2 separate regions of the Mus musculus genome follow, and region 1 is linked to region 2. The links are chromatin loops, found by intact Hi-C in ENCODE. Cell type or tissue: heart. All regions are shown on one strand. Links, peaks and the distances in the headings refer to the core of each region. The heading gives the core; the rest is flanking DNA.

Evidence for each region. Hi-C counts contacts between places; a loop is a spot of excess contacts. Peaks named below come from ENCODE experiments on the same cell type or tissue, not always from the same donor. Only the 100,000 strongest peaks of a DNase experiment are listed, where the experiment ranks them.
Region 1: it touches region 2 in a loop (4-fold over the local background); 12 of 42 quality-filtered maps call a loop at or near these places.

What each region holds. Positions count from the first base shown.
Region 1 is chr1:7,131,564-7,147,139 of GRCm38, reverse strand. The region is part of intron 2 of Pcmtd1 (protein-L-isoaspartate (D-aspartate) O-methyltransferase domain containing 1); the gene reads right to left. It also overlaps the pseudogene Gm26983. Among named protein-coding and RNA genes, the nearest start is that of Pcmtd1, 50 kb to the right of the region's middle. In heart, for the core only: no CTCF peak of the experiment used is centred there; no DNase peak of the experiment used is centred there.
Region 2 is chr1:7,078,987-7,094,562 of GRCm38, reverse strand. It overlaps Pcmtd1 (protein-L-isoaspartate (D-aspartate) O-methyltransferase domain containing 1), which reads right to left and starts at 5,643. Exons shown (of 6, transcript NM_183028.3): 1 at 5,347-5,643. In heart, for the core only: a CTCF peak has its summit at 6,092; a DNase peak (open chromatin) is centred at 5,632; H3K4me3 peaks cover 2,706 bases; H3K27ac peaks cover 2,167 bases.

The DNA.
Region 1 (15,576 bases), core at 5,532-10,531, 51 kb before region 2:
GTGTCTTTACCTTACCAGGTTCACTTTATTCAAAGTCTCGTGGTTCTCAGAAGTGCAGTTAAGAGTTCCAGTCAACTTCATGCTTTTCACACCATACTTTTTTTTACACAAGATGATGGCTGAAAGACCTCGCATGAAAAGGGCTGGGGGAGAGAGCTTATGACTGCAGTTGACAATCAAGCTCTCTTCATCGTCTAAAATGGAACCCAACAGGTTTTGTGCTCTACATTCTTTTACTGTAATCTGTATGGCTTCTTCCTATGAAGGTTGTGTTTTCTTGTTCTTGTTTTGGAGAGAGAGTTTCTCTATATAGCCCCAACTTTCCCTGAGTCTTCTGCTTCTGCCTCTGGAGTGCTGGGATTAAAGATGTGTGCTACCCTGCCGAGTTCACTAATTTCCCTTACAGAATCTGTAACTGAAAGAGTTCTCTAGTGTCTGTCACAATACATTGAGTATCAGTCTTATCTTTATTAACCACTTTAAGAAAAAGTCAGCCGGGTGTAGTGGCACACGCCTTTAATCCCAGCACTCCAGAGGCAGAGGCAGGCGAATTTCTGAGTTCGAGGCCAGCCTGGTCTACAGAGTGAGTTCCATTACAGCCAGGGCTACAGAGAAACCCTGTCTCGAAAAAAAAAAACAAAAACCAAAAAACAAAAAAAATAAATAAAAACAACTACAAATGAGCAAATTTAGATATTCAAATAGTACAAAAAATTATTAGATATTTGCATTATGCAGTCACTGTCCGACTAACCTGAAATACTGTTTTTACAAGTGAGCAAAGGGAGGCAATGCAAGCTCTTCCTTTCTGTTTCCTTACAGATACACTGGTTAGCTTTTTATCTGAAAACTGAAACCTCGGTTTAACATTCCTTAATATTCCTAATACTATAAACCGGAAAATTGAAGATTCATTTAAAAAACAAACCCTCCTCCCAAAATTAGATTAAAACTTTAGTTTCCAAAGGAGTTAATATATGTGGGAGAAGTTCAGCCTAAAAGTGCTCGGAAGGAAGTCAGACAGGTGAGGGGGTAATAAATATGACCGACATATATTCTAGACAGTAAAAGATTTGTTCAACCTCTTAATAAAATAATAATATAAAAAATATGTAATAAAGTATAACAAAATAATAATGAAAGTATTTGGTTTAAAGCTTGTTCGAGTTAAAGCTGCACTGTAGACAGTCACCTATACTTGAAGCTGGTGAATAGAAAATGTGGGCTCGTCTTCCTCTACCTGCCAGAAAATGGCACCTTTAAATCTGCAGCTGTCAGTAGATGAAATTGTTTTAAAGTAGTCTTGACTTTGTTCTCCTGGTCTTTTTACAGATATAGGAGGGCACATCCAGTTACTTTTATTTCAAGTACCACTTAAAGTTAAAATTAAAAAGTTAATATCAAACTGCTATTGCTTAGTAATATACAGTAAGAAAAACGTTCCACCAAATTAATCTAAGTTTGCTTCTACCTTCTATGCTCCATTAAGATAAAATCTAAGAGAAACTTGTACTTCCATTATCCACTAAGAATTTAGTAATGCTTTTCCAACATTTTATACAAAAAAAAAGACATGAACAAAAATATTGCTGGCATTCTATATTTCGGGTAAAACAAATGCAGAAGCTCGGAATCTGAAAGCAAAGGTTCCCATTCCTATGTCACGCTGCCCAATCTACACAAGAGCAGGTCAAGAGGACACAGACAGGCCGTTCCTTAAAGATGCTTCCATCACTGTCTGAAAGCAAGTTAGCAACTTTTAGACATAAAGTCGATATTTCAGAAAGTGTCTTTAATTACTTATTTTATTTTTTTAGGTATAATTACATTATTTCCCCCTTCCCTTCCTATCCCTCCAAATCCTTCCATGCTCCTGAATTTCAAACTCATGGCTTTCTCCATATATTTATCTATGCATATGTAATATATATATGCATATGTAATATATATACATTCCTAAATGCATAAAAACAACCTTCTCAGTTTACACAATGTTACTTGTATGTATGTTTTTAGTGCTGACCGTTTGGTATTGGATAACCAATTGGTGTGCTCTTTCCTGAGGAAGACCATTTCTCCCACTCTCAGCATTCTTAAGGGAAAGTTTGTATTTATATTTGATTTTTCTTTTATATGCACTGTTGCTTTGTGTGTCTGTGTGATCCCAAGGAGCTAGAGTTATAGACAGTGGTGAGATAACACGTAGATGCTAGGAATTAAGCACGGTTCCTCAGGGAGAGCAGCAAGTGTTCTTAACTACTTAGCCATCTCTCCAGACCCATCTTAATGAAATCTCCTAACGTTTTCTCACCTAACTTGTTTTTCATATCCTATTAATACAAGACAGTTAATAATTTCCAGAGCAGAGGGCGGTGGTCCAGGTGTAAGCCCAGCACTCAGCAGACTGAAGCAACAAGTCAAGCTGGAAGCCCCAACCCCACAGCAAACCTGACACTACATTTTTCCTCAGTAACATATTAAGGACTGTTTTCACACACACTATAAATATACACACAGTATAAATATACTCTATTCATAGCTTATACAAATATTTGTTTAAAAATGAAACTGTTTACTTTTAAAGCAACAAAGAAGCCTATCTTTGTCACTTAATGATCAAGAAGTCATTAACATTTAAAAGATAAAAATATATTAACATAAGGCAGAGTTTATGGACAGGAGAGGTTGTCAGCAACTAAGAGCATGTGCTGCTCCTGCAGGTTCAGTTCCCAGCACCCATGCTGAGCCAGCTCCAACATCTATAACTTAAGCTCCAAGGAGATCTGACCCCTCTGGCCCCACAGGCACCTGCGTACTTATACACACACTCAAATGCAGACACACACACACACACACACACACACTTAAAAACAATAATGGTAAAAAAAATACATAGAAATGAAATAGCAATGCTACTATAGTAACAGAATGTGCTCTCAACTAGAACACATCAAGTTGTCATTAATACAGGACAGGGCTGATAGTTAAAACTCAGAAAGAGCACCACAGGAAAATAAGACACAGGAAACTAGGAAGGCAGACCATTTGCTTCTGAAAACAGACACTGGAAGGTCTACAGTAGGAAATACATCTCGGCATTATACACTGTAAAAATGTGTTTTGCTCATAAGCTTGCAGAACCCATCAATCAAAACCTAACAAACTAGAGCTGCAAAGATGGTGAATAGTGAGTCTCATGCAAGTGTAGAAAACCAATTCTGAATCCTCAGAACCACGTAAATCCAGGCTCCTGGACTGGTGTAACTACAGACTGAAGGCAGAGTGAGAACCCCAAAGCTCACACGCCAACTAGTCTGGCTATGCAGCAATGAACAACAGAGAAATCCCGCCTCAAACAAGGTCAACGATGATGACTGAAAGTGAGGATGTCCTCCTGCATGCATGTGCCCTGCCCCCACCACACCTCCACACAAAATGTTAAAGCCACACATGGGTTTAACAACGTCACCTTCAGCTACATAGTCTAGTCAAGGCCAACATGGGTTGCATGAGACCCTATCACAGGAAAAAAGAAATGCATTGTTTAATTTTAAAGCAATATAGAAGTATATCTTTAGCAGTTAATCAAGAAGTCATTAACACTGAAGTAAATTTAAAAGATAAAATATATTAATAAAAGGCAAAATTCATGGACAGGAGAGGCAGTCAGCAGGTAAAAGCATGTGCTGCTATTTTAGAGGACCCAGAGAGAGGATAAAAAGGAAAAATAAAACAAAAACAAAAACTATGAACATTTAGATTTTTAAAGATATATTATCATATATATCAAAAAACAGTACAAGTTGGTAATGAAAAAAAAAGAAACTACTCCAGAGGAAATGTAAATGTGACTTTGTATTCAATACAATCCAATGTTAATTATTCACATACACCAAGGCAGATTTTTATGAAATAATAAGGGCTTCATTTAGATATACAATTATAAAGACAAAATACTAACACGTGATACAACACTTAACAGTTAACTTTTTAAAGAGAAAATAGGAACAGGGTCGGTGTATAAAATAAATAAGAGGGGGCTGGAGAGACAGCTCAGCAGTTAAGAGCAGTGACTGCCTTTCCAGAGGTCTTGAGTTCAATTCCTAGCAACCACATGGTGGCTCACAACCACCTGTAATGGGATCTGGTGCTTTCTTCTGGTGGGTCTGAAGACAGTGACAGTATACTCACATACATGAAATAAAAAAATAAACAAATGAAAAAATAAATAAATAAAACAAATAAGAGTTCCTATGAAATATGTAGGTATTCTAGATATTAGAAATTATCTTTAAGACTGCCTTAAGCTCAGTTATGATAAATAACAAAAATAACAAAATTCTAATATAATAAAACTGAAGACTATCTTCTTTTAACAATTATTCCTAGCTCTACTCAGTTCACATATTCATTAGTTACTCGATAATTAAAGTGTACGTGTAAAGGTCAATAATTACTAGGCAAAATACAATAACTATTTTCTATTTACAGCAGCGTCACTTTGATGCCCACAGTTGGGGCAATGTAATGTGGGTACACAGACACCTATCGGGCAGCCACCCAGGAAACCCAAGAGCTTTCCACTACACAAATGAAGCACCCTCTGCTGTGGACATTTTTTTAGAGCTAACTCACAAAGCACAACCCAGACAAAAGGACTAACACTTAGCTGGAAAAACTGAAGGGAGGACGTGATCAGATGTACAATTTTATTTAAGAACATTAAGGCAGAACTGTCTGCTTGTTCTTCCCTGTGGGACAACCTAGGGTTAAGTGACTGACTACTTCCTGCATGTTATTTCTTACTCTAAAAGGAATCCTAAGGATCGACCACTGCTTACTTAAAAGTACTCCATTTGCTCTAAAGTGTAAGGCAAGTAAGAGAGCAGCAGAATTATGATGCACCCCCATTCCCACTTACACACCAGGTTAGGGACAGAAGAACGCTAAAGCCTATAGAAGTAGTTCTCAGCCACGATGGCACATCGGTAACCTGGAAACTTAAGTAGGACAAACTGGACCTGTTTAAAGCTATCATGCCTGGGTCCTACTGCAGATAGGTCAAAGGCAATCCCTCTGGGGTATGGCCTAGTCAGGCTAAAGTAATAACACACGACTAGGCCTCTAATGCATAAAAATACCTCCTAATTTTTATACAAAGTCCAATCTGATTATCTAATGTGCACACACACACACACACACACACACACACACACACACACACACACACGGGTCTATGTAACTCTGCCTGACCTGTACTGACTGCCATTTGAGTTAGTCTTGACTTCTCAGCAGTCTTTTTGTCTCAGGACAGCATTATAGGCATGTATCATCATGCCCAGTGTAGTCTGAGTGATTGTTACTGTTTTGGACCATTCAAATCCCTGTTTTCATTTGTAAAGTATTACCAACAGTTAACAAATATTAATATAAGAAATCATTTGCCTAACCCTAATATTTACCACAAGGGGGAGTACATGAACTGGTTATTTGGTTTTTATGATACCAATATAAAGTCAATGACATTAAACTATATATATTAAAATACTTTTTAACAAATTATATTCATTACTAGTAACTATAATTATATAAGATAAGACTTTAGGAAGTATAAGTAAACTTGTAGACTGTGACAGGTAAAAAAAAATGAATTATAGATAGTATGTCAAAGCATAAAGAGCCAGGTTTAGTGACAAATGTATTTAATCCCAGCACCTGGGAGGTGCAAGCAGGAGGAACAGGAGTTCAAGATCACTTTGGGCTACACCTGTAAGCTCAAAGTCAGCCTAACCTACATGGGCTATATCCCTGCCAATAAAACCAAACATGGAGGTGTGTGTGATTCCCAGAGTTCTCACATTCTATCTAACACTGATTAAAGGCAACTACTGTCCAACTTTTCCTAAGAATCGCTATGTAATAGTTTATTCTGAAAATGAGAAATTTCTCTCTCTTCTAGGTTTGGCAAAGTCTCATAAAAAAAAAAAAATCCTAGATTTTGCCAGTAACACCTTGCAAGGCACCTGACCCTTCTAAATCTATGTAGATAACTACTAGTTTCTTTTTACTTCATTTTCACTTCTTATTTGGGTTCTTGAGATAATTCCTCATGAGTTTCTGTTATTGGCTTGAGACGGTCTCATTGTAGTTCAGGCTAGCTTTAAACTCTTGAATTTGTTATGTAATTAAGGATTTTCTTAAAGTCATGATTCTCTGGCTTTCACAAAAATTTACATAGCTACAGATCTTGATCCAACAAAATTAATTTCCCCCAAATTCATTTTCATTGGCTTTTTCCCACTTCTTCTGAATTAGGGCCTTACTTTGTGGCTCAGCTAGCCTTGAACTTCAAGCCTCTTGTTCTGTACTGAGATTACTACAATGCCTACCTACCTCAATTTTACTGCAGGCATCCAGGTCCAGAAATGACTAACTCATGCTGAAATGTGAATTTATTGAGCAGAATGAAGAAGTACTAATAGGAGAAGTGCTATTATTCTCTATTAGGTATTTTCAGCAGCTGATATAGGGTCTAATGCAAATACTTCATAGAAGCATAATAAAGGAAAGAAATTGCAAATTTATATCAAAGCTACTATCAGGCAATTAGTAAATCTTACAAATAAATATACTAGATTAAAAACAAATTTAATAGAAAAATCTTCAGACTGATTACATACTTACTTTCTATCTGTAAGACAACCTTTCTTCTTGTTTCAGGCCTACTTTCTCCCTATTAGATCACATAAATATTATTTTTAAAGAATCAGGTATCCTCAGGGTTTTACATTACAGTGGAAGTGGGATGGTCGTTGGATTAAATGCAAGAAGAAAAAGGAAAGCTGTTTCAAAGCATGCCTTCTGATATGTTGAGGATTTGAACTCTGGAAATGAGTCTGTTGCCTTCTCCACAGCAGGAGACTAAAAAGGCTGGTATTCAAGTCTTTACCTTGCATAGTTCAGAAGGAAACTGGACTTTCACCAAGAAAGGGAACATGGGACGAAGAGAATATAGTGAAATTTTTGTATTGTATGGAAAAGAATTGAGGGAAGGATTGAGATAAGGACAGGGTAATTTCCTATGTATCCTGAAGAAATAGTATGTGACCACATTTGTAAGGATAAAGACTGTGAGTACTCTCCGAATTCCGTGTCTAGACATGGGTCAGTTAACCCTGAGGTTCTGGAAATTCATGGATTCTGTAACATTCGATGAAACTGAAACCAAAACAAAAGAGAGATCCATTCTTCAATATAGGCTAAAGACAAAGGTTTGTTGTTGTTGCAGTTATTTAAGTGAACAAGTCATTTACAAAAAGACAATAGAAGGAGATCTGGAAATTAGATACCCAAGGAAAGGGGAGTAATGCTACGAAGCACTGACTTCAGGATACACGCAGCAGCTGTAAATGCCTGAGCAGGAACTATGTATGACTGTTTCCTTCAACATTATCCTTTTGAGGCAGGAAAGAGATGTGCTCCTGAGGCCCTAACCCTCCCTGATGAGCTATTAGCAGGGGAGGGGTATTGACTTGTTCAGTAGTACAGATACTGGTAAGTTGCCCATGCACCAGTAAGGAATCCCTACTGTGTTCACATAACTTAACTTTGCCTGAAACAAAGATAGAGAGGGGAAGAGTCATGAAAAGAAGGGCTCAGCAAGAGCAGAAGAGAGGGTAGTGAGGGGGCGAGTATGATCAATAAGATTGCATTACTCTTATGCTCATACGCGCACACACACACTCCCTCTCTTCCTAGACTGGAATGGGCTGACTCTGTCAGAAGGCAGACTCAAAACAGAATGTGAGGACCAGTTCCAGAAAAAACAAAACCATCCCCGCAAACCAAGCATGGCTGTGAATTACAATTAACTGCTGCCATGAGTCGATGCATTCAGCTCAACATTCAACACAACCTAAATATGACTGCACCACAAAGAAACAGTTGTACAACTGTGGGCTTTATATTACAATTACAAGAGCTGTCCATGAATTCTCTCACATGAACAGGGGAACAGATGCAAAAAACCAGTAATTTTCTGAAAGTAACCTATTTTTCTAGTAATGATGTTCTGCAGAGTCCTCTGTGTGTGTGTGTGTGTGTGTGTGTGTGTGTGTGTGTGTGTACATGCATGAAATACAGAAACAAAGATACAAAGAGATGGAGAGGGAGAGGGAGAGGGAGAGGGAGAGGGAGAGGGAGAGGGAGAGGGAGAGGGAGAGGGAGAGGGAGAGGGAGAGGATCTAATTTTACAAACTAAAATCATCCTGGTAGAACGTACTTAACTTTACAAGCTAAAATGAGCTCAGAATATGCCTTGGCTATGATAGCACCAGGGACTGTTGTCATATTTATGATTCGAGCTCCACTCACAGGCCTCCGTGCAATGCAGTTTCTTGCTCAGCACAAGCAAGAGGAGAGAGTTCTTACACTTCTGCTGGAACATACACAAGTGACTCAACATCTCTGCTCCTCTGCACCAGATCTGCAAATGACACCAAAAGCACTGTTCAAATGGGGTCACAAAAGCAGCGCACTCATGGAGAAGTCACTAAAGTGCTGCACTCATAGGAACTACAAAAGCTCTACACTCATGAGATATCATAATAGCACTGCACTCACAGTAGGTAACAAAAACAGTGCACTCATGGGGCTACAAAGTCACTACTACACTCACAGAGTGTCACCAAAGGCCCGCACTCATGGGGGGCGGGGTCAGGTCATAAAAGCACTGCTCTCATGAGCCTTACAACTAAATTTGACAAAAAGCAAAGAGGACCATTTGCTACACAGATGATCCAGGTTGGAAAGATACTAATACCAAAAACAGCCAGGTAGTTCAGAATCAGAAAGAAACACTGTGCTTTCTCACATAGGGTAGCTCTTAGATTTTAATCTCTACACTCTGAGCAACTGAATGGGAGAATAAAAGCTGCCAAAGCAGGAAAGCAGTCCATGGTACAGGGAAAAGAATTTTAAGAAGGCAGCCAAGAAGAAAAGAGAACATGTGATATTAAAGGGCACATTGAGGAAAAAAAAAGGCAGGAGGAGCTTGGGCAAAAATCAATCAGGAGGAAGAAAGTAGGTAGGAAAATGTCACAAAGGAGCCTGATATTTTGTAAACTGATTTTTAAAATAAATTAAAAAAAACATGCTAATAATGCAGTCCAGGCCATTGGGATAGAAAAAAAAAAAAAAGACACACAGATGACTATACAGGACTAAGCAGCACAGTGTACACAACATGGCGCTTTGCCAGCTTAACTGTGATAATAAGAGAAACCATTCTCAAGAGAGATTTGCTCACAACCATAACCAAGTTACTTTTCAAGAATACTCTCCATAATTACTAAAAAGACGGAAATCTTTCTTTAAAACACAGGATAGAGGATCAAGACTCAAACCAATGTTTAATGTAAAAAAACAGAATTTCTCCTTAGCATGAAACATGACGTCTGCAGAATGTTTGATCTCACCAGGAACAAAGAGTTGGGGCAAGACCATTCTAAAGAAGTCCTTACAGAGTCTGAAGAAACATAAAATTCTATGCTAATAAATGCTTATAAAACCATAAATAAACAAAAACAGTAACAATAACATACAACTACTGAATATTGCCTAATAGAGGTTTTTAAAGACTAGACTGTGGCAGTTTACACCATGTTACCATTGAAAAACTCACTGAGTTAAAGACTTAAAAATGGGTAAACTTGAGGCTGGAGAGAGAGCCTCTATAAGAGCACTGGCTGTTCTTCAAACTCACTTCCCAGTCCGCGCATGGCTACTCACAACCCTTTGTAATTCCAGTTCAATGGGATCCTTCTGGCCTCAAAAGGACCAGGCACACGCAAGTTTCACCGACATTCACACAAGCAAAATACTCACACATACAGAATAAAAATAAAGAGGAAAACAGTAAGATCTCCAGTACATAAGCCATTCCTGATTAAAACAAGAGGAAATGAGAGAAAGCACGCGGGGAAATACGTGAACATTTTCTGAGGGCAAAGGAAATGTAAGCACTCTAAATAAGGATCATTTACCATCCTGCAACAAGGCATGCAGACCAAACAGGATGGTAGTGCACACTATAACTAACCAGCAGCCCCTCAGGACAAGCTGCCAATGAGTCCCCTGCTTGTGGCCTGCTCCACCTTTAAGAGTGCACGCTGTAGAAACCACCACAGTGGCAGTGTTCTCAGCACTGGAATGATTATGGGACTCTCCTTAGTCACTTCTGATAATGAAAGAATTAGTCAAGAGGCTAGGAAAATAAAGTATTTAAGTTGGATAACTATATGTATGTATTACTGCTCTTACTAGAACTATAGTTTCTATATTACAGGTTCTATTTGGAAAATAGGAATAAATCCCCAAGCCAAAAAGAAACGGTATTAATGAGGAACCACCTTCACCTGAATCAGCAGCTGTAAGAATGAAGTAACGGTAATGGTTTGGTATTTAGTTCATTACTATAAGGTAAAAGATTTGGGCCCCATAATTCTGTGTGTTTGCCCAGCTCACTCTTTCTGGCATCTTCCCTCACCACCACCATGGTGTGAATGACTGTTCTGGCGGATGCTCTCAAGAGCATCAACAATGCTGAGAAGAGAGGCAAACGCCAGGTCCTCATCAGGCGTGTTCTAAAGTCATCGTTCAGTTCTTAACCGTGATGATGAAGCATGGGCACATTGGTGAATTCTAGATCATTGATGATCACAGAGCTGGGAAGATTGTTGTGAACCTCACAGGAAGGTTGAACAAGTGTGGAATTATAAGCCCCAGATTTGATATTCAACTCAAAGACCTAGAGAAATGGCAGAACAACCTGCTCCTATCACTGCAGTTTGGCTTCATCGTGCTGACAACCTTGGCTGGCATCATGGACCATGAAGAGGCAAGATGAAAACATACAGGAGGGAAAATCCTGGGATTCTTTTTTTAAATGTAAATCATAAATAAAAAGCCTTCGTGGACTGTGAAAAAAAAAAGATTTGGGAAGCTTATTTTTTCTTCTCTTCAACTTCTCTCTACACAGGAACAAAGACAGTGCTGAGAGTCCTTTGTAAAAATCCTGAGCTCTGGGAAGACAGTTAGGTGAGCAGAACATAATTTATTTTGACTTTAAAACCAAAGGTGATGTTCTAATGCAACATATTAGGACTTGAAGCAACCTAACTCTTCAAGTGTGGAGCAAAATTAAATTTATGGATAACTGCTTCAAGTATACCTTAACTTTCCGAAGAAAACTCTTAACTGCCCCTCTCTGAACAAGAATGCTCTAATTCTCGCCTATCCTCTATACTCATTTCTGAATGAGACAAGAACCCCCATTCCTTCATTGGGGACCTTGTGCTCCGTCCAATGGATGATTGTGAGCATCCACTTCTGTATTAGCCAGGCCCTGGCAGAGCCCCTTAGGAGACAGCTATCAGGCTCCTGTTAGCAAGCTCTTGTTGGCATCTGCCATAGTATCTGGGTTTGGTGGTTGTTTATAGGATGGATCCCCAAGTGGGGCAGTCGCTAGATGGTCATTCCTTCAGCTTCTGCTCTGAACTTTGTCTCTGTAACTCCTTCCATGAGTCCCCAATGTAGGCTACAGAAAGTAAGTAACCAAGGAGATGAAGGGGTCTGAAGCCATAGAAGGAACATCAATATGAACTAACCAGTACCCCCCCCCCCCCCAGAGCTCCTTGGAACTAAACCACCAATCAAAGAAAACACATGGTGGAACTTGTGGCTCTAGCTGTATATGTAGCAGAGGATGGCCTAGTCGGTCATCAATGGGAGGAAAGGCCCTAGGTCCTGTAAAGTTTCTATGCCCCAGTATAGGGGAATGACAGGACCAGGAATGGGAATGGGTGGTTGGGAAGCAGGGTTGGGGGAGGGGATAGGGGATTTTCAGAGGGGAAGCTAGGAAAGAGGGTAACATTAGAAATGTAAATTAAAAAATCTAATAAAAAATGAAAAAAAAATGGGGAACAGATCTACACAGAAAAGAAAGGAAGAAAGGAAGGAAGAAAAGAAAAGAAAAGAAAAGAAGAGAAGAGAAGAGAAGAGAAGAGAAAAGAAACCCCCAAGTGGCATCTTATTTCTTAACTGCATATTACCAAGCCAGAGATGCCCTACTCTCCCAGCTTCTGCCTGAATCCCTGTAACAAGACTGTAGCAAGCACATGCTGAGGAAAAGGCTTCTGTAAATGTGGTCATTGCATAGGCAAGAACCACACCTGACTCACAAACTCAGAGAATTACAAGCTTTCTGTAGGCAGTCCTTCAGGTCCCAGTGACTTGTTCACTTGCCCTCGCTCTGATTTAACACATGGAATACAAATCAATATAAGGTGGTATAGTGTGAGAATAAGGCTTCTAGGGCAGCTTAATAGATTAAAACTGGGTTGGAGAGATGGCTCAGCAGTTAAGAACACTGACTGCTCTTCCAGAGGTTCTGAGTTCAATTCCCAGCAACCTCAGGGTGGCTCACAACCATGTGTCTGAAGACAGCGACATACACATATATAAAATAAGTAAATCTTTAAACAAAATAGATTAAAACTTAGTTTTGACCACTGCTTCATAGATGTTCTTTCTGTCTTCTTATATCTAAAAATAACTAGAGTTCTAATAAAAAGTAATAACTGTAGTGGTTTGAACAGGTATGGCCCTCATGTGTTTGAATGTTTGGCACAAAGGAAGTGCCACCTATTAGGAGGTATGGCTTTGGAGTAGGGGTGGCTGTGTTGGAGGAAGTGTGTCACAGCCCTAATTAAATGTTTGCCTTTATAAAAGTTGCCTTTGTCAGAGTGTCTTTTTATAGAAATGGAAACCCTAAGACAGAGTTGGTACCAGGTACTTAGGTATTGCTGTGATAAACCTGACCATGTTTTTGTTTGGAGGAGTGTGGATTTGGGATATTGGATAAAGAAAGCAATGGAATGCTCCAAGTGGGGCTTAATGGGCCCATCCTAATAAAATTATGGATGACAGTGGTGCTGAGGATAATTTGAAGTATGGGTGCCTGGTACAAGAGGGTTCACAGAATAATAGTTTTCGTATGTTGCCTAGAGATAATTCTTATGATATTGAGGTGAAGAATATGGCTACATTTTTGCCCTTGTCCAAAGAGTCTGCCTAAAGCCAAGGTAAAAAGATTTATATTGAATGCATTGACAAAGGAAATCTCAAAACAGCCTAGCATAGAATATCGTGCAGTTCACTCTTAAAGAGGGTTTTTGATCAAATGTACAAAGCTGACAAAGGAAAAATTCAAAATGTATGATTCAAGAATTAAAGGGACACCAGGAAGTAAAATAGAACTAAATCCTGTGTCCAAAGAGATAACCAGATTGAAGATATTAAATGGAATTAAAGGACTGGCAACTCAAGGCAAGATTCCACAAAGCTAAGCTGCCATCTTATAAAGAGGATATTCCCCTGCAGCTGTATGAGCAATAGTAATATCATGTTAGATGTTATTACAACCTGATTACTGTTTATGATTTGTGGTCACACAAGGTATAATAATTATATCATAAGGTGTTGTGACCTTCCCCCCAGCCTTGAGTGGGCTGATTCAGACCTTGTGTTCGCCACAGCCAGCTAGGGTGGAGTCTTCCAACTTAGGTAAGGTCTATTGTCCAGCCACACCTGCTGCTTCCTCCAAGATGCCACTACACGTTGAGAGGCTGAACCTGTCTTCCCGATGAGATCCTGACAAAGCAGCGAGATCCTAGCACAAGTGGGGGATGGGTTCCCCCCACCCCTTTATAAGTTCAGACTCAAAAGTAAACATTGGGCCTTGATCAGAGAGCTTTGTCTTAGCTCTTTATTTCTCTTGCAGTCCATCCCATACAGCCCCAGCTTTCCCTTCAGAACCCAGTAACCTGAGGCCACTGGCAGCAACAGGTGACAGCTGCAGGAGGGGCCTGAAAACCGGAAAGAATGACTGAGGGACACTGTCTTGGTGGGGCACCACAAAAAAGGAAAATGGTATACTACACGGTAAGCAACATAGAGCATTAATGTTAGTGCTACAAATTTCATCTTTTGAAGGCTGTTGATTGAGAAGGTGCAAAAAGGATATAGGCTAGACTGATTCAGCATCGGCCCAACACTGATATTAGCTAGGGGCTGACATTGGAAAATAGGACTGGAAAATTCTAAACAGGCATTTGTCCTCAGTCAAGAACTGCATCAGGTGAGAGGAGTAGGGCATAAAATAAAATAGGAGTAAATAACTGAAAAAAAAAGGAGGGGGGGGAGATGCTAGATATACAAATGACATGAGAGAGAGTGAGAGGGAGAGGGGGAGGGAAAATAAATTTCAGAGCTCTCCAGGGACAGAAGGAAGTCAGGAGACATCCTTAGTTCTGGTTACATCAAGTTCTCTACCCTCTCTCCATTGTCTGTGTTTGGTGCACCAATCTATCCTTGTGTCAATTTATGTCTGTTTTTGTTTCGTTGTCTGAATGACTATTCTATGTTTTATGTTGAGAAGAAGAAATGGTTAAAACTTTCCTGGCTATCTATCTCTTGACTCAGTCTCAGTTGCAACAACAGAGGCTGATTTAAGTTGCCCGCACCCTTAGCCAGGAGTCGAGCACAGCAGGAGGGGCCCTGCTGAAAAGCTGCTTTTAAGAGGGGTCAGCAGCTTCTCAAGTTCTAAGGCAATAAGCTGATAATTGTTTTTTCCTAGAAAAATCTGCAATTATGATTAGTGGGTTCAGCAAGTAACAAAGTGCTTTTTCTCTTGAAATTGTAGCTAGAAAAAAGTAAAAATTCTTTGTTTGGTCTAAATTTATAAGATCCATGTAGCTGCTTCATTTGGTTTCTAAAGATATAAATATGCTCTGCATGTCTTGGTCATAGACCAAGCATTTTTATACTTGGCTGATAAGTTACTGGGAATGATTAAAAGGGTATAACGTTGGTAATAAGAAAGTTAGCTTAAAACTGATAACTCAGGGTTGGAGTCATTTTAAACAACACATAGCATGAACCAGCCCAGGAAACCAGGCCTCGAGAGATACTTCTAAATTGGGATAATATTTTATGTAATTATAAGGGATAAGATTTAAAACAATGTCTCTTTTATGAAGCATTAAAAGTTGCATTGTCATGCATTCACATATAAGAATTGGCAGCCAAACATCGTAATGTCGTAACATGAAAGTGAAGCTTCTAGTATTGATTCTAAAGAGAATGGATTGTTTAAAATTGGGTTGTGCTTTCTAAACGTTATGGATATGCTTTAATACTGCAAAAGAAACTTAAAGATTATGGTTAAAATTGCCATTGTTCCTTCCCATTGGCTGCATTTGCAGTTTGATCGCAAGTTTAGGATTTTTGACTCACCCATATTTTGTAATTAGGATGATGGCTAGAATAAATAAAAGTTAAAAACAGATGTGGCCAGTATGGGGCTGCTGCCCCTTTTACACGAGCTTAATTGGATACAGTGGTAGAAGGAAAATCTAACCCCCAAGATTGGAAAGGAGATCTCAGTGAGAAAGTATTTGTTAACAAACCAGCTCCTGATGAACTTTTTCAGGATTTTGTGGATACACTACTAAAAAC
Region 2 (15,576 bases), core at 3,954-8,953:
GCAGCTCCTTGCCAGGAATTCAACATTGGGCCAGGACTCAGAAGTAAGCTCAGGCAGTAATCTAGAACAAATACCATAGGCTTCAGGCAAGAATATGACTTTGGGCTAGGACAGGGAAGTAGGCTCAGAGATCTTGGTCATCCTGATAAGCACTTAGAAACAGTGATCATGGGACTTTATTGCACTGCTAGTTCCTTGACTATTTGTGTTTATTGCCTTGCTTGTTCCTTATTACTTGCAGGTAATTAATATGATATAAAAGCAGATTGGGAAAAATAAATTCACCTCAGCCTCAGAACTGGCTGGGGTCATGCTACAGTGTTGTCTCATTGTCATTTTCTTTTTCTTTAATCCTCCCTCATGCCCTGGAGAACCTGTTGATTGGCTGGCTTGGTCAATCGACATAACTAGAACAAGAAAATAGAATTGTTAGACACACAGAACTCTATCTAGTAAGCTCGTGGTGTGTATTTATGTGTCAAGAAAGAAAAGGAATACAGAACAAACAGAATTTTGAAACAAAAATGTGGCAATGAAAATGAAATGCTTCTTACATGTCAAGGCAGTGGAGTTTCCCAGTCACTCGCCAATTCCAAATTAATAACTTAAGAATTGGCTTCTCCTTCCAAGAACTTCACAGTTAGTTACAATGGCTGGAAGTTTGGGAGTAAACAGGATCATCCTAGAGGTATGTAAACAGGCACAAGCTACCAAAACACTAACCAAGAAAGGGGAGCCTGACCAGTCTTTCATACAGGACTTATTTTTAAAAATAAAGATGGAAAAAAAAGCAAAAAGATCCCAAGAAATGGACAATGCATGAGAAGAAAAAAGTATGGTAAAACTGAAGGTTTTGGGGGCCCAACGCTAAAGTCTGTTAAAACACAAAGTCAGTTTTTTAAAAAGCACTGGGTTGATTTAATACAGACAACGCAGAGGAACTAGGCAGATGCCTGCAGCATCAATTCTAGCCCCTCCACATACTAGGCCCTCCCTGGTTTCTTTACAAGTGAACTAGGGTAATAGCACCTGCTATATATCACAAGGACCAACGAGAACAAAGTGCTAGTTGTGGGCATGTGGCGGGCATACATATTGTGTGTGTGTGTGTGTGTGTGTGTGTGTGTGTGTGTGTGTGTGTTTGTGTGTGTTTAGGGTCTTTATTTGTCACAAATCAAAGACCACATTCAGGACGTTTTTAGAACAATTAGTCTCAGAAACAGAATGAAAAGCAAAACCGAGAAATCAGAAGTATCTTAAGGTATACACATCTGCTAGAAGAACAAGAAAAAAAGGCACAGTGTGATGGTTTGTATATTCTTGGACCAGGGAGTACGGCCTTGTTGGAATAGGTGTAACCTGTTGGAATAGGTGTTTCACTGTGAGTGTGGGCTTAAGACCCACACCCTAGGTGCCTGGAAGTCAGTCTTCCACTAGCAGCCTTTGGATGAAGACGTAGAACTCTCAGCTCTGCCTGTGCCATGCCTGCCGGGATACTGCCATGCTCTCACCTTGATGATAATGGACTGAACCTCTGAACCTGTAAGCCAGCCCCAATTAAATGTTGTTTTTTATAAGACTTGCCTTGGTCATGGTGTCTGTTCACAGCAGTAAAACCCTAACTAAGGCAAAAGTGGTACCGGGGACTGGGGTATTGCTATGATAGGCCGCCGGACCATGCTTTTATTTGAAAGAAAGTGGATTTGGGGACTTTGGATTTGGAACACAGTGGAATGCTTTAAATGGAGCTTAATGGGTCATCCTAGTAGGAATATGGAAGATTTTGTTGCTGGGAGTGATTTGAACTATATTAACCTGGCTCAAGAGATTTCAAAGGAGAAGAATTTCAGATTGTGGCATAAAGACTGTTTTTGTGGTATTTTGGTGAAGAATGTGGCTACTTTTTGCCCTTGTCTGAAAAGTCTGCTTGAGGCTAAAGTGAAGAGACTCAGAATAATTGCATTGACAAAGGAAGTTTCAAAGAAGCCCAGCAGAGACTTTGTTCTCTTTAAGTCTTATGAAGAGAAGTTTGAACAAGCATAGCAAGCCAGTAAGGAACATCCCTCCGTGACCTGTGCATCAGCTCCTGCTTTCTGACCTGTCTGAGTTCCAGTCCGGACTTCCTTTGGTGATAAACAGCAACATGGAAGTGTAAGCTGAATAAACCCTTTCCTTCCCAACTTGCTTCTTGGTTATGATATTTGTGCAGGAATAGGAACCCTGACTAAAACACACAGTGACAAAAAATACTAGTGAGAATAACAGACAGTAAAAACAAAAATTGGGGTGACCTTTTGATTTGGGGCCTACATGACTAAGAAAATATTCTTTATTAAAATAAAGAAATAAGAAAGAGTTATTCAGTTCACAATGTAACAAATTCAAAGTAACAGAGTGGTACCCAATAAGAACTTATCAGAGAGAATAACACAGGCAGGGAATCTCAAGGTTAAAGAAAATGAGCTAGTGATGCAAAATCAGGACACAGGAGACAGGGGACAAGCAGATGAAATCACAGGCACAGCTAGAAAAGGAAGCTGAGAACCAAAACCAAGGATACCCAAGGCAGAAGGACCATTGCTGGGTGATGGCTCAGAGCAGGCAGAGACTACAGTCACAGAAGGACTATTGCTGGGTGATGGCTCAGAGCAGGTAGTCACAGTCCTTCACAGCGCTTCACGTGTGACAGCTCTTCAACTGCAGTGAAATGAACTACACACTGAACAGAAGTGGGATTGTTGTACAAAGTTATTAATTATTCTAATTCTATTCCCACCAGGACAGAATAAAGGATACTTAATTAATAATTAGATATTATTCCAATATCTCAAAACTAAGAATTGTAACTCCATCTCCTTCTGCATCCATACATCTGATTCTAAGCAATCTTTTAAAAACTACTTTCTTTCTCCCTTTGCTTACTGACAGTCAATTCTCAATTTTCAGCCCCCTCTTCACTACTTTGGCTTCTTCCTGCAATCCCAACTTTGGAAGAACAACTCTGATGAAATCTAAAATGGCTGTTCTTAAAATTCCAAATGGAATGTTAGTACTCTCACATTTTGGTATGTAATAAACGTTGTGTTTTTTACACTGACCAAAGATAAACAAAGCCAAACAAAGCCCAAAAAAGGGAGAAATTAATAATGGTGGTGGTGGTGGTGATGATGATGATGATTTAAGCTGCAGATATAATTCCTTGTGCCTTTTATTTATAAAAAGAAAAAGGAAGAAACACAAGACCCCCAAACACTTGATTTGTCTCTAGCTACTCACATTAACAAGTCCCCAAAAGACTTTTCATGATAAACTAAAAAGCAAGCTTTCCCATCAGGCAAAGGACTGTTTTTAGCAGGAATCACGGAGAGCCTCAGACATGCCAGGAGCTCCAACTCCAGCCATTGCTTTTAATTTCTGAACACACTTAGCACATTCCCAACTCTTCCCACTTCTATAACTGAAAGTTAGTCTGTTGAAAATATTTTTCTGGGCTGAAATATTTTCGTGTGCACCAATATGAGACATCCAATACAGAGTAAGAGATAATGAATGGCAGATACTTAACACCTACCTTGTTATCCTGAGCAAACAAGAACTGCTCAAATCTTTAACTATACATGGGTTTCTCCTCAAATGCATAATTTGATCACACTTTATTTGAACTCACTACTGGTCATAGTTCCTTAAACTACAGTTAGTCACACCTGCCAGAAAATGAAAGTATTATATACTATAAGGCACAAACCCCAGTAACACATTTTTAATTCCCATGCAATAAGCAAAGTTTAATTTTGTCTACTTTGTATTCTTTTCAATTTACAGTGTTTCAGCTATTTTAATATGAAACCACCAGAAACCTCATCGAAAACGACACCAGGATAGTTTCCTACACTTATTTTCGATATTTTTGATAAGGCAGTTTCCATTCAGGAGGACAAGGCAGGGCCATAAATGCAGTTCAGGTACTCAGCCCACCCAGAAAAGCAGAGCAGGCGCTTAGTCAGGCACTCCAGGCCTGAGCTGACTGACCACAGAAGCAGGAAGACACTACTTAGGCTTTTATTTAAAAACAAAAAAGTACCAGCATATTGTTGACAAAAACAACGAAAATACCATAGATCTCTTCAAGTCTTTTAAGTTCGATTCCTAAATAAATGTGCACAATTGTGTCTATGATTTTAAGGACAGGCCTGTTTGGAATAAGACGGTTGCCTATGATTACTTTAGTAGACTGTTTCCCTTGGAAGCTAGCAAGATTAGCACAATAATGCGTGCAGAACCACTTTTCTTCCACTTTCAGACTTCTCCCTAGGGTTCACCTTGCAAAATATTTAATCCGTGGTGGGTTTTTTTTTTTTCTTATTTGAGTACAAAATTTCTAAATGGTGACTTTCTACGAGTTTCATCAAAAGTAGCCTCCTAGAGTTTAAAGAATTAAATGCTGCTATCTAACCATATGGTATTTAAACTTTATGACATAAAGAAAAAGTAAACTTTGTGTAATCTTTAGGCAGTCATTCCCTCTCATGTAAACTCTGAGGTCTAAGCAAAGACTAGCAACCTGTTTCATATGAAAGTATCGCATGTGGCCTTAGATACTGTGAAAGTCAATATATTAAGTTGCAAAATACTGGCACGTAGGCCAGGCACAACAGCTCCTGTTTGATCCTAGCACTCGGGAGGTGGAGGCAGAAGCTAAGAGTTCAAGGTCAGCTTCCACAGCACAGGGGGCTCTATCTCAGCTTGAGCTATAGAACTGCGTCGCAAATCACAAAACATACAATAAGCTTTTAACTGACTCGCTACTGAAAGTGTGAAGCCCATGCTAAACAGTAACATTTAACAATAAAGTATGTTTTTAAAAAAAAGAGTGGAGAGTTCCGTATACTACTGGCCCAAAAATCTATATTCTATATAGGACTTTAATTTTCGTCTATAAACACACTCCTCACTTGCACCGACAAAATCCTGAAAGGCTGGATGCATACATACACTTGGGATCGGGTTACTCTGAGTAGTGGGAGCGTAAATATTGGGGTTGAGGTCCAGGACAGAAAGAGGGCAGGAGTCTTGTGTCTTCATTGTTTGGCAGCTTTTTTTTTTTTTCTTACAGAGCACGCAGTACTTTAGCTCCATTTCTAAGAGCATTCCTCCTCCTCCTTCTGTACCCAAATTCTTCAGATTTGTAAACGCACAGCTGTGGTTTCACGATTTTAAAAGAACACGCATAAAAGCAATAAGCTGTAAAACACCTTGGCTCTGCAAAACAGCTCGCCCTGTCTCTCTCCATCCGTTCTCCCGGCTGGTGTCTAAAATGCCAAAGCAGCGGACGCGGACCGCACTTACCGAAGGCGCAGAAGACGCTCACACAGCGGCAGCGCCCGCTCAGTCCCTGAAGCCCCGTCCCAGCCCCCGCGTCACGAGCCTGCGTAGGCGGGAGCCCTCCAGGCCAAAGCAGCGGCGGACCGGCGGCGGGCGGAGCGCCGCAGAGACAGCCGACTGGCCCGGCACAGCGTCCGCCAGCGCCGACGCGGGAGGGCGGAGCCCGACCCGCAACCCGGGACCCGGGCAGCTGGACTGCCCTAGTCGCCACCGCCTCCTGGGAGCTGCGCGTGCGCGGGGCGCCCTCCGAAGAAAGATGCCAATCAACGGGGCCTGGGAACACCCCCACCCTCAGCTGGGTTGGACTCCGCCCTCTCGCTGAACGCCCTGCCCCTTAACCAAACAACGCGAGGCTTGCCCAAGCGGCTGGCAGCTCCCGCGGATGCCGCGAGAGCTGGGGCTCCTCCTATTCTGTCGCTGTTTTGTTTGTGTGCTGCGTAGCTCGGGAGCGCAGGGTCTGGTGACTCAGTCCGTCCCCAGCTCCGCCTCCGGTCGGCGTTTTGCCGACTGGATCTACGAGGCCACTTCATCTCCAGCCTCTCCGCGGGTCTCTGTATCGGGTGATGGGGAGGATGCCTGCAGACCCGGCGCGCACCCAATGACTGGCGGCGGTGCATGCGTCGCCCCCTGTGCAGGCGCAGCTGACGCCTTCTTGGTCCACGCCGAAGCCCCTGCCTGTGTCGGTGTCGGGAAGGAGTGCTTGTTGAGAAGTGGCGAGGGTCAGAAGCAAGGGGGAGCATCTACATCTGTAGTCCTCCGCAGTAAACATGTCGATTCCTACTTTGGGACTGTATTTTTTGTTTGTTTGTTTGTTTCCAGCACATAAAAAGACACTGCTTTCCCAATGCTGTAATTTGTAACCAAATGCACGTTCCAGATGTGGTGGCACTGGCTTGTAACCCCAGCACTTGGGATGCTCAAAGTCTGCCTGTACTACATACATATATCAAGTCCCTATCAGGAAAACAAAAGGTCTTGAGGCCTAGGTTGCTGTCACCTACAGTAACCTTGTGTAAAGTGTTTAAGAACAGAGTAGTAAAATGAGAGCTTCCAATCACTTGAAAACTGGAACAAAGTTAACTTATGCGATGGTCTGACTTTCAGCTCACCTTTATGTCTCAAGTACGAAGTTAGATTTGGTGGCCTTTTAGCCCTTAGACTGAGGCTGTGGGCCGGATTCCTTAGTCCTATCTTTGTGTCTCTCCTAGAACCAAAGCACCCCTGGACAGGATGGGATCACATAACAGTCTTTGGGGGTTCGGTTTCTGATACTCTAGGCAGAAATTTTAGCAGGTGAAAATATTTTATCGAGTGGATGTAACGGCTCAGGGTGGTAATCCCAAAAGCTCCGCAGGTGACAGCAGAGATCAGTAGTCCAAAGTTATCTGCAGATACTTCATTTGAGGTCAGCCTGGGTTATATGAGACTGTCTCAAAAAAAAAAAAAAAATATATATATATATATATACATCTTACCATAAACATAATAAATCACATGATAAATTAGGAAGGTTTGGGAGTTTTAACAGAATCTCCAGGCTGTCCTCAAATGTGAAATCCTCCGAGCCTCAGCCTTCTGAGAAATCACAGATGAGTTCCACTTCACCTGTTTTAAAATAACAGTGAGACACTAGAAAACATTTTGGTTTTCTTTTTCTTTCATTTCAGTCCCTATGGGAATTTTTTTTGTTTGTTTTGTTTTGGTTTGATTTTTTAAGACAGGGTTTCTCTGTATAGCCCTGGCTGTCTTGGAACTCACTTTGTAGACCAGGCTGGCCTCGAATTCAGAAATCTGCTTGCCTCTGCCTCCCAAGTGCTAGGATTAAAGGCGTGCACCACCACCGCCCGGCTGGGACTTTTTTTATGTAGGCCTTTTTTTCTATTGAATAAGAGCTAAACACAGCTTTATTTTTCTTCTCTTCACCTTCAAGGGCTGAGATTAGAGGTGTGCAAAAATGATGATGTTTAATAAGAGGGATGCTAAGTACTGTGTTTATAAAACAGGACCAGGGGTTTCTCTTCTACAGCAGCTAAACTGGAAAGAATCATGTAATAACTTCTGTGTATACACCTGGTACCTGCCACCTACCCATGTTTCTAATTATGCCCCACGTCTTGCCTTTGCACCTGTCATTTCTTATATATCCTCCCACAACTTCATAATCTGGGAAGGCTGGATACTGAGTACCAAACTGCTTCCAAATTTTAATGCTGTGCTACACCGATGATACTTGTCTTTGTTATATTGGTCAATTTTTAAGTTGTTTCATCATCCAGATTTATGTAAAGATTTTAGACTTTATATAGCCTGCAGGCAATTTGTTCTTGGCATTCTCCATCCACTGTTGGAGTAAGCCTGGTCCTGGGAACACTAGCAACACTTTTATTCTTCATACCAAGTGACTTCTACTTTATTACTAAGCAGAAAATAACACAGTATAGTACAGGCCTGGCACTCTGTTCATAAAACCACGCAGGCAGAATATCACAAATGTTCAGCCTAGTGGTCTTTCATCCCAGCACTAGAGAGATGAAAGTAACAGGACCAGAGTGCAAACAGTCAAGTGGGTCTCTATGAGTCCAAGGAGAGCCTGGGCTATATCAAGTTCCAGGACAGCTAAGATTATAGAAAGAGAACCTGTCTGAAAACAGGAAGGGAGGAAGGAAGGAGAGCACTACTATCTCTCCCAAATGACCTTGGTTCAATTCCCAGCACTCATAAGGCTGCTCACAACCATCTATTATTTCCATCCTAGGGGATATGAAACCATCTTCTGTCTTCCACAGGAACAGAGGGCATTGATGTGCCCACAAAAATTCAGGAAGCCACTCAAGCACATTAACATAAAAAATCTCAAAAAAAGAAAAAAAAAAAAACTCCTTTTAAAAAGTTCAAGGACATTCCTGCCTACATGGTGAATTTAAAGCATGCAGAAGCTGTGTGAGACTCAACCTAAAACACCCCACCCCATTGCACCCAAAACGGGGAAGAGGAACTATTCTGTCATTTAATTCATAAGACATCTGTCATAGTCAGGGTTTCTATTCCTGCACAAACATCATGACCAAGAAGCAGTTGGGGAGGAAAGGGTTTATTCAGCTTACACTTTCATACTGCTGTTCATCACCAAGGATGTCAGGACTGGAACTCAAGCAGGTCAGGAAGCAGGAGCTGATGCAGAGGCCACGGAGGGATGTTCTTTACTGGCATGTCTCTCCTGCTTGCTCAGCCTGCTCTCTCTCTTTTTTTTTTTAAATTTTTTTATTAGGTATTTTCCTCATTTACATTTCCAATGCTATCCCAAAAGGCCGCCATACCCACACCGCCCACTCCCCTACCCACCCACTCTCCCATTTTGGCCCTGGTGTTCCCCTGTACTGGGGCATATAAAGTTTGCAAGTCCAATGGGCCTCTCTTTCCAGTGACAGCCAACAAGGCCATCTTTTGATACATATGCAGCTAGAGACAGGAGCTCTGGGCTACTGGTTAGTTCATATTGTTGTTTCACCTATAGGGTTGCAGTTCCCTTTAGCTCCTTGGGTACTTTCTCTAGCTCCTCCATTGGGGGCCCTGTGATCCATCCAATAGACTGTGAGCATCCACTTATGTGTTTGCTAGGCCCAGGCATAGACTCACAAGAGACAGCTATATCTGGGTCCTTTCAGCAAAATCTTGCTAGTGTATGCAATGGTGTCAGGGATTGGGAGCTGATTATACGATGGATCCATGGATATGGCAATCACTAGATGGTACATCCTTTCATCACAGCTCCAAACTTTGTCTCTGTAACTCCTTCCATGGGTGTTTTGTTCCCATTTCTAAGAATGGGCAAAGTGTCCACACTTTGGTCTTCGTTCTTCTTGAGTTTCATGCTTTTGGCAAATTGTATCTTATATCTTGGGTATCCTAAATTTTTGGGCTAATATCCAATTATCAGTGAGTACATATTGTGAAAGTTTCTTTGTGATTGGGTTACCTCACTCAGGATGATTCCCTCCAGGTCCATCCATTTGCCTAGGAATTTCATAAATTCATTCTATTTAATAGCTGAGTAGTACTCCATTGTGTAAATGTACCACATTTTCTGTATCCATTCCTCTGTTGAGGGGCATCTGGGTTCTTTCCAGCTATTATAAATAAGGCTGCTATGAACATAGTGGAGGATGTGTCCTTCTTACCAGTTGGGATATCTGTATATATGCCCAGGAGAGGTATTTCAGGATCCTCTGGTAGTACTATGTCCAATTTTCTGAGGAACCGCCAGACTGATTTCTAGAGTGGTTGTACAAGCTTGCAATCCCACCAAAAATGGAGGAGTGTTCCTCTTTCTCCACATCCTCGCCAGCATCTGCTGTCACCTGAATTTTTGATCTTAGCCATTCTGACTGGTGTGAAGTAGAATCTCAGGGTTGTTTTGATTGCCATTTCCCTGATGATTAAGGATGTTGAACATTTTTTCAGGTGCTTCTCTGCCATTCGGTATTCCTCAGGTGAGAATTCTTTGTTCAGCTCTGAGCCCCATTTTTAATGGGGATATTTGATTTTCGGGTGTCCACCTTCTTGAGTTCTTTTTATATATTAGATATTAGTCCCCTATCTGATTTGGGATAGGTAAAGATCCTTTCCCAATCTGTTGGTGGTCTTTTTGTCTTATTGACGGTGTCTTTTGCCTTGCAGAATCTTTGCAATTTTATGAGGTCCCATTTGTCGATTCTAGATCTTACAGCACAAGCCATTGCTGTTCTATTTAGGAATTTGTCCCCTGTACTAATATCTTCGAGGCTTTTCCCTACTTTCTCCTCTATAAGTTTCAGTGTCTCTGGCTTTATGTGGAGTTCCTCCATCCACTTAGATTTGACTTAATACAAGGAGATAGAAATGAATCAATTCACATTCTTCTACATGATAACAGCCAGTTGTGCCAGCACCATTTGTTGAAAATGCTGTCTTTTTTCCACTGGACGGTTTTAGCTCCCTTGTCAAAGATCTAGTGGCCATAGGTGTGTGGATTCATTTCTGGGTCTTAAATTCTATTTCATTGGTCTACTTGTCTGTCAATATACCAGTACCGTGCAGTTTTTATCACAATTGCTCTGTAGTACAGCTTTAGGGCAGGCATGGTGATTCCACCAGAGGTTCTTTTATCCTTGAGAAGAGTTTTTGCTATCCTAGGTTTTTTGTTATTCCAGATGAATCTGCCGATTGCCCTTTCTAATTCGTTGAAGAATTGAGTTGGAATTTTGATGGGGATTGCATTGAATCTGTAGATTGCTTTTGGCAAGATAGCCATTTTTACTATATTGATCCTGCCAATTCATGAGCATGGGAGATCTTTCCATCTTCTCAGATCTTCTTTAATTTCTTTCTTAAGAGACTTGAAGTTCTTATCATACAGATCTTTCACTTCCATAGTTAGAGTCACGCCAAGGTATTTTATATTTTTTGTGACTATTGAGAAGGGTGTTGTTTCCCTAATTTCTTTCTCAGCCTGTTTATCCTTTGTGTACAGAAAGGCCACTGAATTGTTTGAGTTAATTTTATATCCAGCTACTTCATTGAAGCTGTTTATCAGGCTTAGGAGTTCTCTGGTGGAATTTTTATGGTCACTTATATATACTATCATATCATCTGCAAAAAGTGATATTTTGACTTCTTCCTTTCCAATTTGTATCCCCTTTATCACCTTTTGTTGTCTAATTGCTCTGGCTAGGACTTCAAGTACAATGTTGAATAGGTAGGGAGAGAGTGGGCAGCCTTGTCTAGTCCCTGATTTTAGTGGGATTGCTTCCAGCTTCTCACCATTTACTTTAATGTTGGCTACTGTTTTGCTGTAGATTGCTTTTATCATGGTTAGGTATGGGCCTTGAATTCCTGATCTTTCCAAGACTTTTATCATGAATGGGTGTTGTATTTTGTCAAATGCTTTCTCAGCATCTAACGACATGATCATGTGGTTTTTGTCTTTGAGTTTGTTTATATACTGGATTACGTTGATGGATTTCTGTATTTTTAACCATCCCTGCATCCCTGGGATGAAACCTACTTGGTCAGGATGGATGATTGTTTTGATATGTTCTTGGGTTCAGTTAGCGAGAACTTTATTGAGGATTTTTGCATCGATATTCATAAGGGAAATTGGTCTGAAGTTCTCTATCTTTCTTGGGTCTTTTTGTGGTTTAGGTATCAGAGTAATTGTGGCTTCATAGAATGAGTTGGGTAGAGTACCTTCTGTTTCTATTTTGTGGAATAGTTTGTGAAGAACTGGGATTAGATCTTCTTTGAAGGTCTGATAGAACTCTGCACTAAACCCATCTGGTCCTGGGCTTTTTTTGGTTGGGAGACTATTAATTGACTGCTTCTATTTCTTTAGAGGATATAGGACTGTTTAGATCATTAACCTGATCTTGATTTAACTTTGGTGCCTGGTATCTGTCTAGAAACTTGTCCATTTCATCCAGGTTCTCCAATTTTGTTGAGTATAGGCTTTTGTAGAAGGATCTTATGGTGTTTTGGATTTCTTCAGGATCTGTTGTTATGTCTCCCTTTTCATTTCTGATTTTGTTAATTAGGATGCTTTCCCTGTGCCCTCTAGTGAGTCTGGCCAAGGGTTTATCTATCTTGTTGATTTTCTCAAAGAATCAGCTCATTGATTGGTTGATTCTTTGAATAGTTCTTCTTGTTTCCACTTGGTTGATTTTGCCCCTGAGTTTGATTATTTCCTGCCATCTACTTCTCTTGGGTGAATTTGCTTCCTTTTGTTCTAGAGCTTTTAGGTGTGTTGTCAAGCTGCTAATGTGTGGTCTCTCTAGTTTCTTTTTGTAGGCACTCAGACCTGTGAGTTTTCCTCTTAGAAATGCTTTCATTGTGTCCCATAAGTTTGGGTATGTTGTGGCTTCATTTTCATTAAACTCCAAAAAGTCCTTAATTTCTTTCTTTATTCCTTCCTTGACGAAGGTATCATTGAGAAGAGTGTTGTTCAGTTTCCACGTGAATGTTGACTTTCTATTATTTATTTTGATATTGAAGATCAGCCTTAGTCAATGGTGATCTGATAGGATGCATGGGACAATTTCAATAGTTTTGTAAATGTTGAGGCTTGTTTTATGACCAATTATGTGGTCTGTTTTGAAGAAGGTACCATGAGGTGCTGAGAAGAAGGTACATCCTTTTGTTTTAGGATAAAATGTTCTGTAGATATCTGTCAGATCCATTTGTTTCATAACTTCTGTTAGTTTCACTGTGTCCCTGTTTAGTTTCTGTTTCCATGACCCATCCATTGGTAAAAGTGGTATGTTGAAGTCTCCCACTATTATTGTTTGAGGTGCAATGTGTGCTTTGAGCATTACTAAAGTTTCTTTAATGAATGTGTCTGCCCTTGTATTTGGAGCATAGATATTCAGAATTGAGAGTTCCTCTTGGAGGATTTTACCTTTGATGAGTATGAAGTGCCCCTCCTTGTCTTTTTTGATGACTTCGGGTTGGAAGTAGATTTTATTAGATATTAGAATGGCTACTCCAGCTTGTTTTTTCATACCATTTGCTTGGAAAATTGTTTTCCAGCATTTAATTCTGAGGTAGTGTCTATCTGTTTCTCTGAGATGAGTTTCCTGTACGCAGCAAAATGTTGGGTCTTGTTTGTGTAGCCAGTTTTTTAGTCTATATCTTTTTATTAGGGAGTTGAGTCCATTGATATTAAGAGATATTAAGGAAAAGTAATTGTTGCTTCCTATTATTTTTGTTGTTAAAGTTGGCATTCTGTTCTTGTGGCTGTCTTCTTTTTGTTTGTTGAGGGATTACCTTCTTGCTTTTTCTAGGGCGTGATTTCCGTCCTTGTATTGCTTCTTTTCTGTTATTATCCTTCGAAGTGCTGGATTCGTGGAAAGATAATGTGTGAATTTGGTTTTGTCGTGAAAGCCTTTGGCTTCTCCATCTATGGTAATTGAGAGTTTGGCTGGGCATAGTAGCCTGGGCTGGAATTTGTGTTCTCTTAGTGTCCGTATAACATCTGTCCAGGCTCTTCTGGCTTTCATAGTCTCTGGTGAAAAATCTGGTGTAATTCTCATAGGCTTGCCTTTATATGTTACTTGACCTTTTTCCCTTACTGCTTTTAGTATTCTATCTTTATTTAGTGCATTTGTTGTTCTGATTACTATGTGTCGGGAGGAATTTCTTTTCTGGTCCAGTCTATTTGGAATTCTGTAGGCTTCTTGTATGTTCGTGGGCATCTCTTTCTTTAGATTTGGGAAGTTTTCTTCTATAATTTTGTTGAAGATATTTGCCGGTCCTTTGAGTTGAAAATCTTCATTCTCATCCACTCCTATTATCCGTAGGTTTTGTCTTCTCATTGTGTCCTGGATTTCCTGGATGTTTTGAGTTAGCATCTTTTTGCATTTTCCATTTTCTTTGATTGTTGTGCTGATGTTCTTTATGGAATCTTCTGTACCTGAGATTCTCTCTTCCATCCCTTGTATTCTGTTGCTGATGCTCGCATCTATGGTTCCAGATTTCTTTCCTAGGGTTCATATCTCCAGCATTGCCTCACTTTGTGTTTTCTTTATTGTGTCTACTTCCCTTTTTAGGTCTTGGATGGTTTTATTCAATTCCATCACCTGTTTGGTTGTGTTTTCCTGCAATTCTTTAAGGGATTTTTGTGCTTACTCTTTAATGTCTTCTACCTGTTTAGCAGTGTTCTCCTGTATTTCTTTAAGTGAGTTATTTACGTCCTTCTTGATGTCCTCTACCATCATCATGAGATATGCTTTTAAATCCAAGTCTAGCTTTTCAGGTGTGTTGGGGTGCCCTGGACTGGGCGAAGTGGTAGTGCTGGGTTCTGATGATGGTGAGTGGTCTTGGTTTCTATTAGTAAGATTCTTACGTTTACCTTTTGCCATCTGATAATCTCTGGAGTTAGTTGTTATATTTGTCTCTGTTTAGAGATTGTTCCTCTGGTGATTCTGTTGCCCTCTATCAGCACATCTGGGAGACTAGCTCTCTCCTCTGTGTTTCAGTGGTCAGAGCAGTCTCTGCAGGCAAGCTATCCTCTTACAGGGAAGGTGTACAGTTATCTGTCGTTTGGACCTTCTCCTGGCCGAAGATGAAGTCCCAAAACAGGACCTTTCCCAGAAGGTATGTTGCTTTGGCCTGTCACCGAAGCTGTTGTTTCAGTAGTCCACACTCTCACCTGTGCAGACTACTTTCTGTGAAGTCTCGGAACCAAGATGGCTCCCTTGGATCCTGAGGCAAAGGCCTCCTGGGCGGGCCGGACACCTGTCCTCTGGCCGGCAAGGTGGCCAGATGTCTGGAGCCCAAAAATGGCGCTGTCTCAGAAGCTCTGTGGCTCTTGCCTGTCCCAGAAGCTTCTGTAGTCCATACTCTCACCTGTGCAGAATACTTTCTGCGGAGTCCCGGAACCCAGCCTGCTCTCTTATAGAACCCAAGACTACCAGCGAAGAGATGGTCCCACCAACAGTGGGCCCTCCCCCCTTGATCACTAATTGAGAAAATGCCTTACAGCTGGATCTCGTGGAGGCATTTCCTCAACTGAAGCTCCTTTCTCTGTGATAACTCCAGCCTGAGTCAAGTTGACACCCAAAAACAGCCAGTACAATTGACCCCTTGTCAACCTGACACACAAACACATCACTAGTAAGCCTCAACCCTTAGTTCTTATTCATTCCCAAGATCTTAAATAACTTTAAAAGTCCCACAGTCTTTACATATTAAAAGTTCAGTCCTTTAAAAATATCCAATATCTTTTAAAATCCAAAGTCTTTTTACAATTAAAAGTCTCTTAACTGTGGGATCCACTAAAATATTTCCTTCCTTCAAGGGGGAAAAATATCAGGGCACAGTCACAATCAAAAGAAAAAAATTAAACTCCAACTGTCCAATGTCTGGGATCCAACTCACAATCTTCTGGGCTCCTCCAAGGGCTTGGGTCACTTCTCCAGCCATGCCTTTTATAGCACACACGTTGTCTTCTATGCTCCAGTTGCCTGTAGTCCACTGCTGCTGCTCTTGGTGATCCTCTCATGGTACTGGCATCTCCAAAACACTGCATGATCCCTTCAGTCCTGGGCCATCAATTGCAACTGAGGCTGCACCTTCACCATTGGCCTTCCATGGACTCTCACAGTGCCGAGCCTCAGCTACTCTGCATGAACCCTTCATGCCTTCAAAACCAGTACCACCTGG